Linked DNA regions of Homo sapiens: region 2 is linked to region 1. A link is a contact called in ENCODE Hi-C or POLR2A ChIA-PET data. All regions are on one chromosome and are shown on one strand. The core of a region is the stretch at or near the end of the contact, and the rest is flanking DNA. Distances in the headings are between cores, read along the strand shown. Region 1 overlaps CECR2 (CECR2 histone acetyl-lysine reader). Region 2 overlaps BID (BH3 interacting domain death agonist).

Region 1 (6,568 bases), core at 2,646-5,145:
AAAAATAAAGGCCGGGCACAGTGGCTCACGCCTGTAATTCCTAGCACTTCGGGAGGCTGAGGCAGACAGATCACTTGAGCTCAGTTCTAGACCAGCCTGGGCAACATCGTGAGACAAAAAATTAGCTGGGTGTGGTGGGGTGCCCCTGTAGTCCCAGCTGCTTGGGAGGCTGTGGTGAGAGGACTGCTTGAGCCCGGGAGATTGAGGCTGCAGTGAGCTGAGACCATGCCACTGTACCTAGCCTGGGCAACAGAGTGAAACCCTGTCTCAAGAAAAATTAAAGCCTATCTTTTTTTTTTTTTTTCATGTTGTGAGAATTTAATAAGTCAATGAACATAAGGTGCTTAGAACCAAGCTTAGGGTATGGAAAACAGAGAATAGATGTTTCTTGTTATTCTTTTTTTTTTTTTAATTTATTTTTTTATTGATAATTCTTGGGTGTTTCTCACAGAGGGGGATTTGGCAGGGTCATGGGACAATAGTGGAGGGAAGGTCAGCAGATAAACAAGTGAACAAAGGTCTCTGGTTTTCCTAGGCAGAGGACCCTGCGGCCTTCCGCAGTGTTTGTGTCCCTGGGTACTTGAGATTAGGGAGTGGTGATGACACTTAACGAGCATGCTGCCTTCAAGCGTCTGTTTAACAAAGCACATCTTGCACCGCCCTTAATCCATTTAACCCTGAGTGGACACAGCACATGTTTCAGAGAGCACAGGGTTGGGGGTAAGGTCACCGATCAACAGGATCCCAAGGCAGAAGAATTTTTCTTAGTGCAGAACAAAATGAAAAGTCTCCCATGTCTACTTCTTTCTACACAGACACGGCAACCATCCGATTTCTCAATCTTTTCCCCACCTTTCCCGCCTTTCTATTCCACAAAACTGCCACTGTCATCATGGCCCGTTCTCAATGAGCTGTTGGGCACACCTCCCAGACGGGGTGGTGGCCGGGCAGAGGGGCTCCTCACTTCCCAGTAGGGGCGGCCGGGCAGAGGCGCCCCTCACCTCCCGGACGGGGTGGCTGGCCGGGCGGGGGGCTGACCCCCCACCTCCCTCCCGGACGGGGTGGCTGCCGGGCGGAGGGGCTCCTCACTTCTCAGACGGGGTGGTTGCCAGGCAGAGGGTCTCCTCACTTCTCAGACGGGCCGGCTGGGCAGAGACGCTCCTCACCTCCCAGACGGGGTCGCGGCCGGGCAGAGGCGCTCCTCACATCCCAGACGGGGCGGCGGGGCAGAGGCGCTCCCCACATCTCAGACGATGGGCGGCCGGGCAGAGACGCTCCTCACTTCCTAGATGGGATGGCGGCCGGGCGGAGACGCTCCTCACTTTCCAGACTGGGCAGCCAGGCAGAGGGGCTCCTCACATCCCAGACGATGGGCGGCCAGGCAGAGACGCTCCTCACTTCCCAGACGGGGTGGCAGCCGGGCAGAGGCTGCAATCTCAGCACTTTGGGAGGCCAAGGCAAGCGGCTGGGAGGTGGAGGTTGTAGCGAGCCGAGATCACGCCACTGCACTCCAGCCTGGGCACCATTGAGCACTGAGTGAACGAGACTCCGTCTGCAATCCCGGCACTTCGGGAGGCCGAGGCTGGCGGATCACTCGCGGTTAGGAGCTGGAGACCAGCCCGGCCAACACAGCGAAACCCCGTCTCCACCAAAACCAGTCAGGCGTGGCGGCGCGTGCCTGCAATCGCAGGCACTCGGCAGGCTGAGGCAGGAGAATCAGGCAGGGAGGTTGCAGTGAGCCGAGATGGCAGCAGTACAGTCCAGCTTCGGCTCCGCATGAGAGGGAGACCGTGGAAAGAGAGGGAGACCGTGAGGAGAGGGAGAGGGAGAGGGAGAGGGAGAGCTAAAGCCTATCAATAGCTAAATATGTCAAAAAACATTCTGGCCTTTGTTTGGTGAGAATTCATGTCACGGTAGGAGGAAATCTGAAAGTTAGGAATCAAAGTTTGCATGCATTTTAAGGGTGTGCTGCTGATATGCACAGGGAGTGGGTTTGCTAACGCCATCCCAGCCACTGATGCAGCTGGACTGGGCTCTAGGAAAGCTGACAGAACAGTGAAGGAAGCCAGGCCAGAGTGGTGCTCCCCCCACCCACTGGGAGAATCCATCGAGATGCACAATTTGAGTAGCATCATGTCTGATCTGGGGTTTACTAGTGATTTTTTAAGACAGGATCTCACACTCTTGCCCAGGCTGGAGTGCAGTGGTGCGATCTCTGCTCACTGCAACCTCTGCCTGCAGGGTTTAAGCAATTCTCCTGCTTCAGCTTCCTAAGTAGCTGAGATCACAAGCGTGTGCCACCATGCCCGGCTAATTTTTGTATTTTTGGTAGAGACGGTTTCACCATGCTGGCCAGGCTGATCTCAAACTCCTGACATCAAGTGAGCCACCGTGCCCAGCCTGATTTTTCACTTTAAAGTTGATTTTTGTTTTGTTTCAGAAATTACACTGAAATGCAACTACTAAACAAGAAAGTACGGTTGGCATAAAATGTTTTATCATAGAAACACTTTTCATGGGAGAATAACTGAACAGTTTTAAAATAATACCAGGATAAAAGGCTCAAAAATTTGTTAGCCAGTAACAACAGAGTATCAGTGGGGACAATCAGACACCAAACAACTGGAGGTTAAAAGGAGAGTGAACAGATCACTGCCTAGAAAGGGACAGCCCCAAGCATGGGTTTGGAAACGGGTACTAATTGTGGTGAAATTTTTATGGAATGAGGATTACTTCCACAGCCAATTACAGATGCTCCTCAGCTTCCAGTGGGGTCACCTCCGGATAAACCCATCATGAGTTGAAAATATTGTCAGCTGGAAATGCACTGAATCCACCTAACCCACCAAATATCACAGCTTAGCCTGCCTCAAGCATGCTCAGCAAACTTATGCTAGCCCACAGTTGAGCCTCCTTTTTTATTTTTATTTTTGAGACGGAGTCTTCCTGTCGCTCAGGCTGGAATGCAGTGGCGCGATCTTGGCTCACTGCAACCTCCGCATCCCAGCTTCCAGCGATTGTCCTGCCTCAGCCTCCCAAGTAGCCAGGATTACAGGCACCCGCCACCACGCCCCGCTAATTTTTGTGTTTTTAGTAGAGGCAGGCTTTTGCCATGTTGGCCAGGCTGGTCTCGAACTCCTGAGCTCATATGATCTACTTGCCTTGGCCTCCCAGAGTGCTGGGATTACAGGTGTGAGCCAGCACACCTGGCTGAGCCTCCTTTATCACACAGTGTTGAATATGTCATGGAGTTTATTGAATACCGTACAGAAGGTGAAAGAGAATTGTTGCACGAGGACTTCAAGTACAGTTTCTGCAGAATGTGTCTCATTTTCAAAAACTCCTAAGTTGAATGATCATTAAACTGGGACAGTCTGCATTTAAGGACAAAACAGGAGTTCTGGTGTCTTAAGACTGTAGCTGATTTCTAAGAATGTAGCTACTTTCTTTTTTTGGGACACAGTCTCACTCTGTCACCCAGGCTGGAATGCAGTGGTGCGATCTCGGCTCACTGCAAGCTCCGCCTCCCGGGTTCACGCCATTCTCCCGCCTCAGCCTCCCGAGTAGCTGGGGCTACAGGTGTGTGCCGCCACGCGCGGCTAATTTTTTGTATTTTTAGTAGAGACGGGGTTTCACCGTGTTAGCCAGGATGGTCTCGATCTCCTGACCTCGTGATCCGCCCGCCTCAGCCTCCCAAAGTGCTGGGATTACAGACGTGAACCACCGCGCCTGGCTGAATGAAGCTACTTTCAAACTGTTCTCCCAGTAACTGGAAATAAAACATAAATGACCTTGGCAGGTATAAGATTGCCCGCTTGCTTAGGCTGGAGCTCCCACTTCTGGCCATGTGTGTGCACAGCGGGCTCCAGGCTGGAGCTGCCCCGCTGCCCCACTGTTATACTCCTTTCCCATCCCAGGCACCCTAAAGCCTGCAAGGAGAGAAGTCGTGCACCTCAGGTGTAGTAACCTTCTGAAGGCGGACGCCTTTACCAGTGAGATGCTGACGGCCGGGCCAGCTTCGCAAGGATCGGCTGTGAGGAGCGTTTTATCCCTGACATGGTTTAGAACTGCCAGTCAGTACATGACTGTTTTGAAGTTCTCTGGAACCATATTCCTCTGTCTCATGCACAGGACCCGTGCCCCGCCTCCGTGGATTCTGGATGCATGAGAATGGACGAGGGGTGGCATTTCAGCTGGTGGCCTTGTGGCCTAGTTCACGCCTTCGTCCTGATGGAAGTCTGGGTTTGCCCTGATATGGAAATGACACATGGACAGACACACCACACACACAGAGGAGCCTTGCTATTTTAAGCATGTACTTTATACAAAATAACCAGTTCATATGGAAATAAATCTACAGACCTCCAAGGATCAAAAAGCTTTTTAAAAAGTTCTTTTAAAAAATTATCCAACACACAATATTGAACTAACTATTGAGGTAAGTGTCGCTCTCAGTGAAACAGGGAATCAGCAGACCACGACAAAATATACACAATATAAAAATAAATAGCATTCCCCTTTCCAGTACTGGCCAGAAGGTTCACATGGTTTCTGCTTTTGCAGCAGGAGCAGAGGCTCCAGACACTGTGTGCCAAGGCTGCTGGGGACTGACCGGGGCCCCAGGAGCTACGCACAAGGCAGGAGAGTGAGGTACCTGAGCCCTGGCTAGGGAAGGGAAAGGAAGGGAAGGGAAGGGAAGGGAAGGGGCTGCATGGTTTCCTGAACGGGGGTCAGCATTTCAATAACTTATGCAATATCCATACCCCTGCTCCCACCCCACCCACCCCTGTCAACAACACAAGCAAGGACAATCAACTGCTCGTCAGCCGTTCTGACGTTAGAGTTCAGTTAGTCCTCTTGTGCAGGACAAGAGGGAGAAACTAGGTAGGAAAAGGTCAAGCCGAGCCCGGAACAGTCCCTCCGCACATCTGTCTAGCACAGAGCAGGATCAACATCCAGCCTGGAGGCAAAACTTGTGTCCCAGCTTAATTTAAAAAATGAAGGTCCGGTGTGTTGGCTCACGCCTGTAATCCCAGCATGTTGGGAGGCCAAGGCGGGTGGATCACCTGAGGTCAGGAGTTTGAGACCAGCCTGGCCAACATGGTGAAACCCCGCCTCTACTAAAAATACAAAAATTAGCTGGGAGTGGTGGTGCGCGCTTGTAGTCCCAGCTACTTGGGAGGCCGAGGCAGACGAATCCCTTGAACCTGGGAGGTGGAGGTTGCAGTGAGCCGAGATCGTGCCATTGCACTCCAGTCTGGGGGACAAGAGCAAGATTTCGTCTCAAAAAAAAAAAAAAAAAAAAGAAAAGAAAAAAAACGGGATGCAGTAACATTCACCCAAACACTACTGTCCCAAGGGGAAAGTGCGTGAGGCTTGGTGTCCTATGGCTGCACGGCAGAGTCCAACCCAAAAAAGAAATAGGGAGCCCAGCTTTTTCTCACGCAGCAAATGGCAATCACATTCTTTGTGCTATGCAGTGATGTGAGTCCACGAATAAAAGCCTCTGCATTCTCAACCGAAATAAGAAGTATCCTTACTGAAGCTAGTGTCCGGAGAGTCACTGGTGGACACACCACACCCCAGGAGCCCCCGGATTGGGCAGTACATGGCTCACTAATATATGGGACTGATTTTCTGCAATGCGGGTCCATGGAGAATCACAGAGGGTGAACTGACTGACAGACAAAGAAGGGCAACAATGCTAGAAAACCTTCAGCCTTTCCTTTCTATGAAAACCAAGGTTCTCTGCAAGCAGGTTGGGGTTCTTACACTACTCAACTGTCCTTACCTTGTGACTATAGGATTAGGCCTTCCTGTGAAATTTCAAATCAGGTCTTAAGAGCAGTGTAGTATTTACAGATTTGAATGTCCATTAAAAAAAAAAATTGAACCAAGAAGTATGGATTGCAAACTTGTTTCTGACAGCTGTGGTGACTGCAACACTGGGATTTTGTGGGCCTGGGATGGCATCTGCCAGCAGTAGGAATCAGCAAAAATAATATAGTAACTATACAGCAGATAAATGGCATGGGATAATGACACCAAATGCTTAGTCACAAGAAACACTTTCAGGGAACAAGACAGAGTAAATCGACATTTAAAGCTGAGGTCTGACTGAACTGAGGGGCACAAACTGCAGGTCTTAAGGTTTTCACTAAGCCTAACGAAGAGGAGCATGAGAAGGCCTTCTGAGAGCATCTGGCCCGGGCTCAGTGAGAAGATACGAACTGTTGATGAGCAGCTCGTGTGTACGGCCAGGTAAACTAAACCAACCTGATGAAGGCTGGTGATGAAGGAGAGGCGGAGAGGTGGGATGGAAAGTTACGTCAACAAGAATCCTACAGGGTTTGTTCTTATTTATTCTCCACATTCATTCACTGTAACAAATTTCAGCCAATAGCTCCTGCTACCTTTTAACTGAGGGGAAAAAGTAGCTGAATTAAAAACTATTTTTTAATTCTGAGGGGAAAACAAACCCAGAATCCTCCCAAGAAGCTCATCTTTTCTCTTGGGCCTTAGGGACACAAGTTTCTAACTTATTAACAACTCTACTAAAGGTGAGCCA
Region 2 (6,558 bases), core at 2,039-4,538, 200 kb before region 1:
GTTGTGTTTCCTGGTTTTATTTCAGCCAAACATGTCTGCTTTTGATTTTTTTTTTTTTTAAATTATAAGTGGTCTATATATATGTTCACCTTGTAAATGTCAGTGTTTAAAAAGAGTAAGCATTTATGTGTTTCCATAACTGACATCTGATACAGACCTCATTCTCTCCCCCTCTTCTACCCTCCTCTTTTCCCTCTTTTCATACTCTTGTATTGGTTCTAATAAATGGTTGCTTTTCAAAAAAAAAAAAAAAGTATGTTTTCATGTTGAGGAAGCATAGAAGGGCGCGAGTGGCTGTGAAGGCTATGGTGTGTGTGCCCACAGGCGTCTGCTAAACATGTGTCTGGAGACAGCTCTCAACTGTCAGCCTGCGGTTCTCTGTAAAATGGAAGTCAGTTACTTTGTTAAAAGTTATAATAAGGCCAGGCACGGTGGTTCACGCCTGTAATCCCAGCACTTTGGGAGACCAAGGCGGGCGGATCACCTGAGGTCAGAAGTTCGAGACCAGCTTGACCAGCACGGAGGAACCCGGTCTCTACTAAAAATACAAAAATTAGCCAGGTGTGGTGGCGGTCACCTGTAATCCCAGCTACTTGGGAGGCTGAGGCAGGAGAATCACTTGAACCCAGGAGACGAAGGTTGCAGTGAGCCAAGATTGTGCCACTGCACTCCAGCCTGGATGACAGAGCCAGACTATGTCTCAAAAAAAAAAAAGTTATAATTAATACACATGATGGAGACAAACAGCTATGTAAATGCTTTTATTTTTCAAAGAAAAAATACAGGTGGCCAGGCGAAGTTTCTCACGCCTGTAATGCCAGCACTTTGGGAGGCTGAGGCGGGTGGATCGCCTAAGGTCAGGAGTTTGAGACCAGCCAGGCTAACATGGTGAAACCTCATCTCTACTAAAAATACAAAAATTAGCCGGATGAGGTGGTGCATGCCTGTAGTCCCAGCTACTCGGGAGGCTGAGGCAGGAGAATCGCTTGAGCCTGGGAGGCGGAGGATGTAATGAGGCAAGATCACGCCATTGCACTCCAGCCTGGGTGACAGAGTGAGACTCCGTCTTAAAAAAACAAACAAACAAACAGGTTTTGTTTTTTTTCCTCAAAGCAGCACTTCTCAAACTTTTTGGTCTCTAGATCCCTTTATATATAAAAATTATTGAGGAACCAAAAAGCGTTTGATTAAGTAGGCTTTTATCCCTATATTCTGTGTTAGAATTAAAACTGAGAAATTTTAAAAATAGGCCAGTCACAGTGGTCCTTACCTGTAATCCCAGCACTTTGGGAAGCTGAGGCAGGAGGATCACTTGAGCCCAGGAGTTTGAGGCTGTAGTGGGCCATGATCGTGCTACTGCACTCTAGCCTGCTTGACAGAGTGAGACCCTGTCTCCAAAAAAAAAAAAGTGTTCATTCATTTGAAATTTGTGAAATTGTTTAATTAAATTAATTAATTAATTAATTTTGAGACAGAGTCTTGCTCTGTTGACCAGGCTGGAGTGCAGTGGCCTGATCTTGGCTCACTGCAACCTCTGCCTTCTGGGTTCAAGCAATTCTTCTGCCTCAGCCTCCCGAGTAGCTGGGTTACAGGTGCACGCCATCATGCCCGGCTAATTTTTGTATTTTTAGTAGAGACGGGATTTCACCATATTGGTCAGGCTGGTCTCAAACTCCTGACCTCAGGTGATCCACCCGCCTCGGCCTCCCAAAGTTCTGGGATTACGAGCGTGAGCCACCTCGCCTGGCCAACGTAACTATTTTATAAAACAAAACATTTCTATTGAGAAGAACAGCATTGCGTCAGTGTTTCTGCAGATCTCCTGGGTGTCTGACTGAATAGAGGATACCTGGATTCTCGGTTGTTGCAGTATCTCTTTCGCTCAGCCCCTGGGAAAGTCCACTGTACCCTCATGAGAGAATGACAGAAGAAACTGTGTTATGGAAGCTTTTCAACCTCACAGATTCTCTGAAAAGGGCCTCAGGCACCCTAGGATATCCTGGTCCACACTCTCTCCTAAAGCGATTTACCAGTGTTTTCCAGAATATGGTAAAAATGACAAAAAACATAGTGAAGGGCAAAACTAGGTATGTGCCTTTTATCATCATGGTACCTGAGTCTGAAAAGCAGCAATGAATTATGTCACAATTTTAGCAAAGTTTGCTGGCCTTGATGGTCTTGCCTTCTTTGTTTACTCATTAATGCCTTTGCCTTCAAAGTGAAAGATTATGGCCGGGTGCGGTGGCTTATGCCTGTAATCCCAGCACTTTGGGAGGCCGAGGCGGGTGGATCACGACGATGTCAGGAGATCGAGACCATCCTGGCTAACACGGTGAAACCCCGTCTCCACTAAAAATACAAAAAATTAGCCGGGCGTGGTGGCGGGCGCCTGTAGTCCCAGCTACTCGGGAGGCTGAGGCAGGAGAATGGCGTGAACCCAGGAGGCAGAGCTTGCAGTGAGCCAAGATCACGCCACTGCACTCCAGCCTGGGCGACAGAGCGAGACTTCATCTCAAAAAAAAAAAAAAAAAAAAGTGAAAGATTATTCTTTCCTTTCTGTGTAATGCACCTGGATGGCAGAGGTTCTGTATAGCAGAATCATTTTTGATGCTTTATGTTGACTTTATTATGTTTGTGCTTATTTAAGGGGAAAAAACAAAGAACAAAGGTTCATCACTTGTGAAACATCAGGTTTGTTTTGTTAATGGATAATCAAGTCTCTCTCAGACACCCGCGAGCCTGCCTTAAACAACTGTCCAGATTGCCTCTAAAACTGTCCCTGAGACTCTGAGTGCCCCTGGAAAATCACAAAGATTTGATCATTCACCTTATAAAAAGAAAAATACCATAGACATAATGAGGTTTGTTTTAAGCGTTATCTTGTAAGACCTGCACGGGAAGAGTGGTTGTCAAATCACAAGAGACGCTGGCCACAGCTCCTTGGTTCGGTGTGTATGTGTAAATGTTATTCATGGAAATAATTCAGAAGTTCTGGGCTTGGCGGGAGGCCCCGTGCTTGTCAGTGCCCTCCCTTGCTCTGTGTAGGATATTTTCATTCAGAAAATATCTGAATGAAATATTCAGAAATATCTGAATAACGCATCTGGCCAGATGCATTAGAAAATCGTTATGAAAAGAGACTTTGAGTCTTCCCATGCTGATGTTCCCCATGTGGGAAAGGATTGCCTGGTGCTTTCACCAGTGACTAATAGAGCCTCTGGGCCCAGGCTTCTGCATGGACATTACCTCAATGGCTCTCAGACCACCCCAGCGCGCCGGGCCAGGGCTTCGTGAGGCTGGAAGCTGGCTCCGAGTCCTGCAGAGTGCGACGGGCTGCTGAGGGAACTGAATTGTGGTGGTTTGCTTGGAATATAGCTGATGTGTTCATTTCTGTTTTCTAGATGTAAGAGGAAATGCTTTCTCATTCTTAGTGTCTGTAATCCGTGATGATTTAGTAGGCTCTGCTCTGGTAGATGGATATGAAACTTTTTTTTTTTTTTTTTTTTTTTTTTGAGACAGAGTCTTGCTCTGTTACCCAGGCTGGAGTGCAGTGGCGCGATCTCACCTCACTGCAACCCCCGCCTCCTGGGTTCAAGCGATTCTTCTGCCTCAGCCTCTCGAGTAGCTGGGACTACAGTTGCCCATCACCTCACCTGGCTAAGTTTTTGTATTTTTAGTAGAGCTGGGATGTAGAGTAGAGATGTTGGCCAGGCTGGTCTTGAACGCTTGACCTCAAGTGATCTGCCCTCATCAGCCTCCCAAAGTGCTGGGAGTATAGGCATGAGTCATTGTGCCCGGCCAGATATGAAACTTTTTTTTTTTTTTTTTTTGAGATGGAGTCTCACTCTGTCGCCCAGGCTGGAGTGCAGTGGCGCAATCTCGGCTCACTGCAAGCTCTGCCTCCCGAGTTCACGCCATTCTCCTGCCTCAGCCTCCTGAGTAGCTGGGACTACAGGTGCCCACCACCACGCCCGGCTAATTTTTTGTATTTTTAGTAGAGACTTAGGGTTAGCCAGGATGGTCTCGATCTCCTGACATCGTGATCCACCCGCTTCGGCCTCCCAAAGTGCTGGGATTACAGGCGTGAGCCACCTCGCCCGGCCGAAACATTTTTAAATGATATTGCTTTCTCAGTGAACCCCCATTCTCACTGTCTCCTTATTTTTTGTGGTGATATAGTTATTTGCATAGGTTCAGTAAGAATCTGTCCTTTTTAAAATTGAAATTTGAAATTTAAAAAATTTTAAACTTTAATAATAATAATAATTTTTAGAGTTGGGGCCTCACTATGTTGCCCAGGCTGGCCTTGAGCTCCTGGGCTTTCAAGCAGTCCTCCCACTGCAGCCTTCTGAGGAGCTGAGATTACAGGTGCACACCACTACACCTGGCTCTGTTTTTTGTTTGTTTGTTTTGAGACGGGGTCTCACTCTGTCACCCAGGCTGGAGTGCAGTGGCATGATCTCGGCTCACTGCAACCTCCGCCTCCTGGGTTTAAGCGATTCTCCTGCCTCAGCCTCCCGAGTAGCTGGGATTACAGGTGCACGCCCGGCTAATTTTTGTATTTTTAGTAGAGATGGGGTTTTCTCCATGTTGGCCAGGCTGGTCTTGAACACCTGACCTCAAGTGATCCACCTGCTTTGGCCTCCCAAAATGCTAGGATTACAGGTGTGAGCCACCGCACCCAGCCCACACCTGGTTCTTTTGTTTTTTTTTTTTTGTTTTGTTTTTTGTTTTGAGACGGAGTCTTTTTCTGTCGCCAGGCTGGAGTGTAGTGGCGTGATCTCGGCTCACTGCAACCTCTGCCTCCCGGGTTCAAGTGATTCTCCTGCCTCAACCTCCTGAGTAGCTGGGACTACAGGTGTGCGCCACCACGCCCAGCTAATTTTTGTATTTTTAGTAGAGACGGGGTTTCACCATGTTGGCCAGGATGGTCTCGATCTCTTGACCTTGTGATCCGCCCACCTCGTCCTCCCAAAGTGCTGCGATTACAGGCATGAGCCACCACACCTGGCCCACCTGGCTCTTTTTTAAGTGTATATTTTTTTATCGTGGTAAAATAGATATAGCATAAGATTTCCCATTTTAAGCATTTTTAAGCGTACAGTTCAGTGGCATTCAGTACAGTCTCATTGTCGTGCAACCATTACCACCAACCATCTCCAGAACTTTTTCACCTTTCAAAACAGAAATGGTACCATTAAACGCTAACTTGCCACCCCCAGCCCTTGGCAGGTGCCTTTGTACTTTCTGATCCTTGTGAAGTTGACTACTCTGGGCACCCCTTGGAGATAGAACCACATGTATTTGTCCTTTCATGACTGGCCTAGTTCGCCCAGCGTAGTGTCTTCAAGTTCATCTGTGTTGTAGCGTGTGTCAATTGTATGTCACCCCATGTTTTATTTTTCCACTCATCTGTTAGACATCTGGACTATTTTGGCCTTTTGTTTGCTGTTAGCATGGGTGTGCAAATGTGTGTTCCAGGCTCTACTTTTCAGTTCTTCAGCGTAATACCCAAAAGCTGAATTCTAGGTCAAATGGTAGTTCTAGGTTTAATTTTTTGAGGGACTGGCGTCTGTGCCTTTTCTCAAACTAAAATATAACTGGATAAGTTCCTAGTGCGGCCAGGGCCTTCCCTGGAATGCCGTATTTGTGAAGGATGCTGACCAGCCACTTCTAGAGGAACTGAGGCGACCGTGGAGTCAGTGCCTGCGAGGTCTCGGCCTCCTGGGAAGAGTAGCTCGGCCCCAGCTCACAGCGTGGCAGGAAGGTCACTTGCCAGCAGCTGGGGAACTTAAGCTCTTTGAGGGACCTGAATAAAAGAGATATGAGACTGAATGTACAAACAGACATGACTGGACCCCGTTACCTTCAAGGACCCCCCAGGAGGCCACAGGCCAGCTTGTGGAGCCGGGTGCTGTCACTAGCAACCATCCGGGAAGCCATGCAGTAACTAGAGTCTATGCTGTCAGCCCCACATGGCCAGGGCTTGATTGACTGGCAGCTTCCTGAAGTTTTGTCTCTGCTTCCATCCAACTTGAGACCAAGTAGAGAACCCATAGGTGCACGTAACGGATCGATGGGTAGCTTTCCTTGGAGCCTCTCCCAGGCAAACGCGAGTGACAGCGGCCGAGTCCCTTGCTGTTGGGAGCTCTGAGAACACACCCTCGCCTCACCTTTGGGTGGGCTTCACTCGCACAGGCACTACAGGAGAAACCTGCTGGAATTGCTTTCTTTTTTTCTTTTTTTTTTTTTTTTGAGACGGAGTCTCGCTCTGTCGCGCAGGCTGGAGTACAGTGGCGCTATCTTGGCTCACTGCAAGCTCCGCCTCCCGGGTTCACTCCATTCTCCTGCCTCAGCCTCCCGAGTAGCTGGGATTACAGGCGCCCGCCACCACGCCCGGCTAATTTTTTTGTATTTTTAGTAGAGACGGGGTTTCACCGTGTTAGCCAGGATGGTCTGGATCTCCTGACCTTGTGATCCGCCCGCCTCGGCCTCCCAAAGTGCTGAGATTACAGGCATGAGCGACTGCGCCTGGCATTTTTTTTTTTTTTTTTTTTT

The links. A loop is a pair of places that touch in the nucleus more often than their neighbours do. ChIA-PET counts read pairs that join two places held with the same protein, here RNA polymerase II (POLR2A). Pooled maps may share reads with other maps.
Region 2: POLR2A ChIA-PET joins it to region 1 with 19 read pairs in BJ. The contact joins two enhancer-like sites. A Hi-C loop is called at or near these places in 12 of 168 maps with a recorded cell type or tissue (Caco-2, GM12878, HCT116 and 8 more), 21 of 37 single-sample maps with no recorded cell type and 14 of 50 pooled maps. POLR2A ChIA-PET finds 5 or more read pairs at or near these places in 3 of 52 experiments (BJ, Caco-2 and GM10248).

Annotation. Positions count from the first base shown.
Region 1 is chr22:17,555,883-17,562,450 of GRCh38, reverse strand. It overlaps CECR2 (CECR2 histone acetyl-lysine reader), which reads right to left. Exons shown (of 19, transcript NM_001290047.2): 19 at 4,300-6,568. Among named protein-coding and RNA genes, the nearest start is that of SLC25A18, 4.3 kb to the left of the region's middle. Within about 2 kb of position 3,895, at least 2 of the 41 ENCODE cell types and tissues checked have a DNase peak (open chromatin) inside an H3K27ac peak, as active enhancers do.
Region 2 is chr22:17,757,406-17,763,963 of GRCh38, reverse strand. All of the region lies in intron 1 of BID (BH3 interacting domain death agonist), which reads left to right. Among named protein-coding and RNA genes, the nearest start is that of MIR3198-1, 3.6 kb to the left of the region's middle. Within about 2 kb of position 3,288, at least 3 of the 41 ENCODE cell types and tissues checked have a DNase peak (open chromatin) inside an H3K27ac peak, as active enhancers do.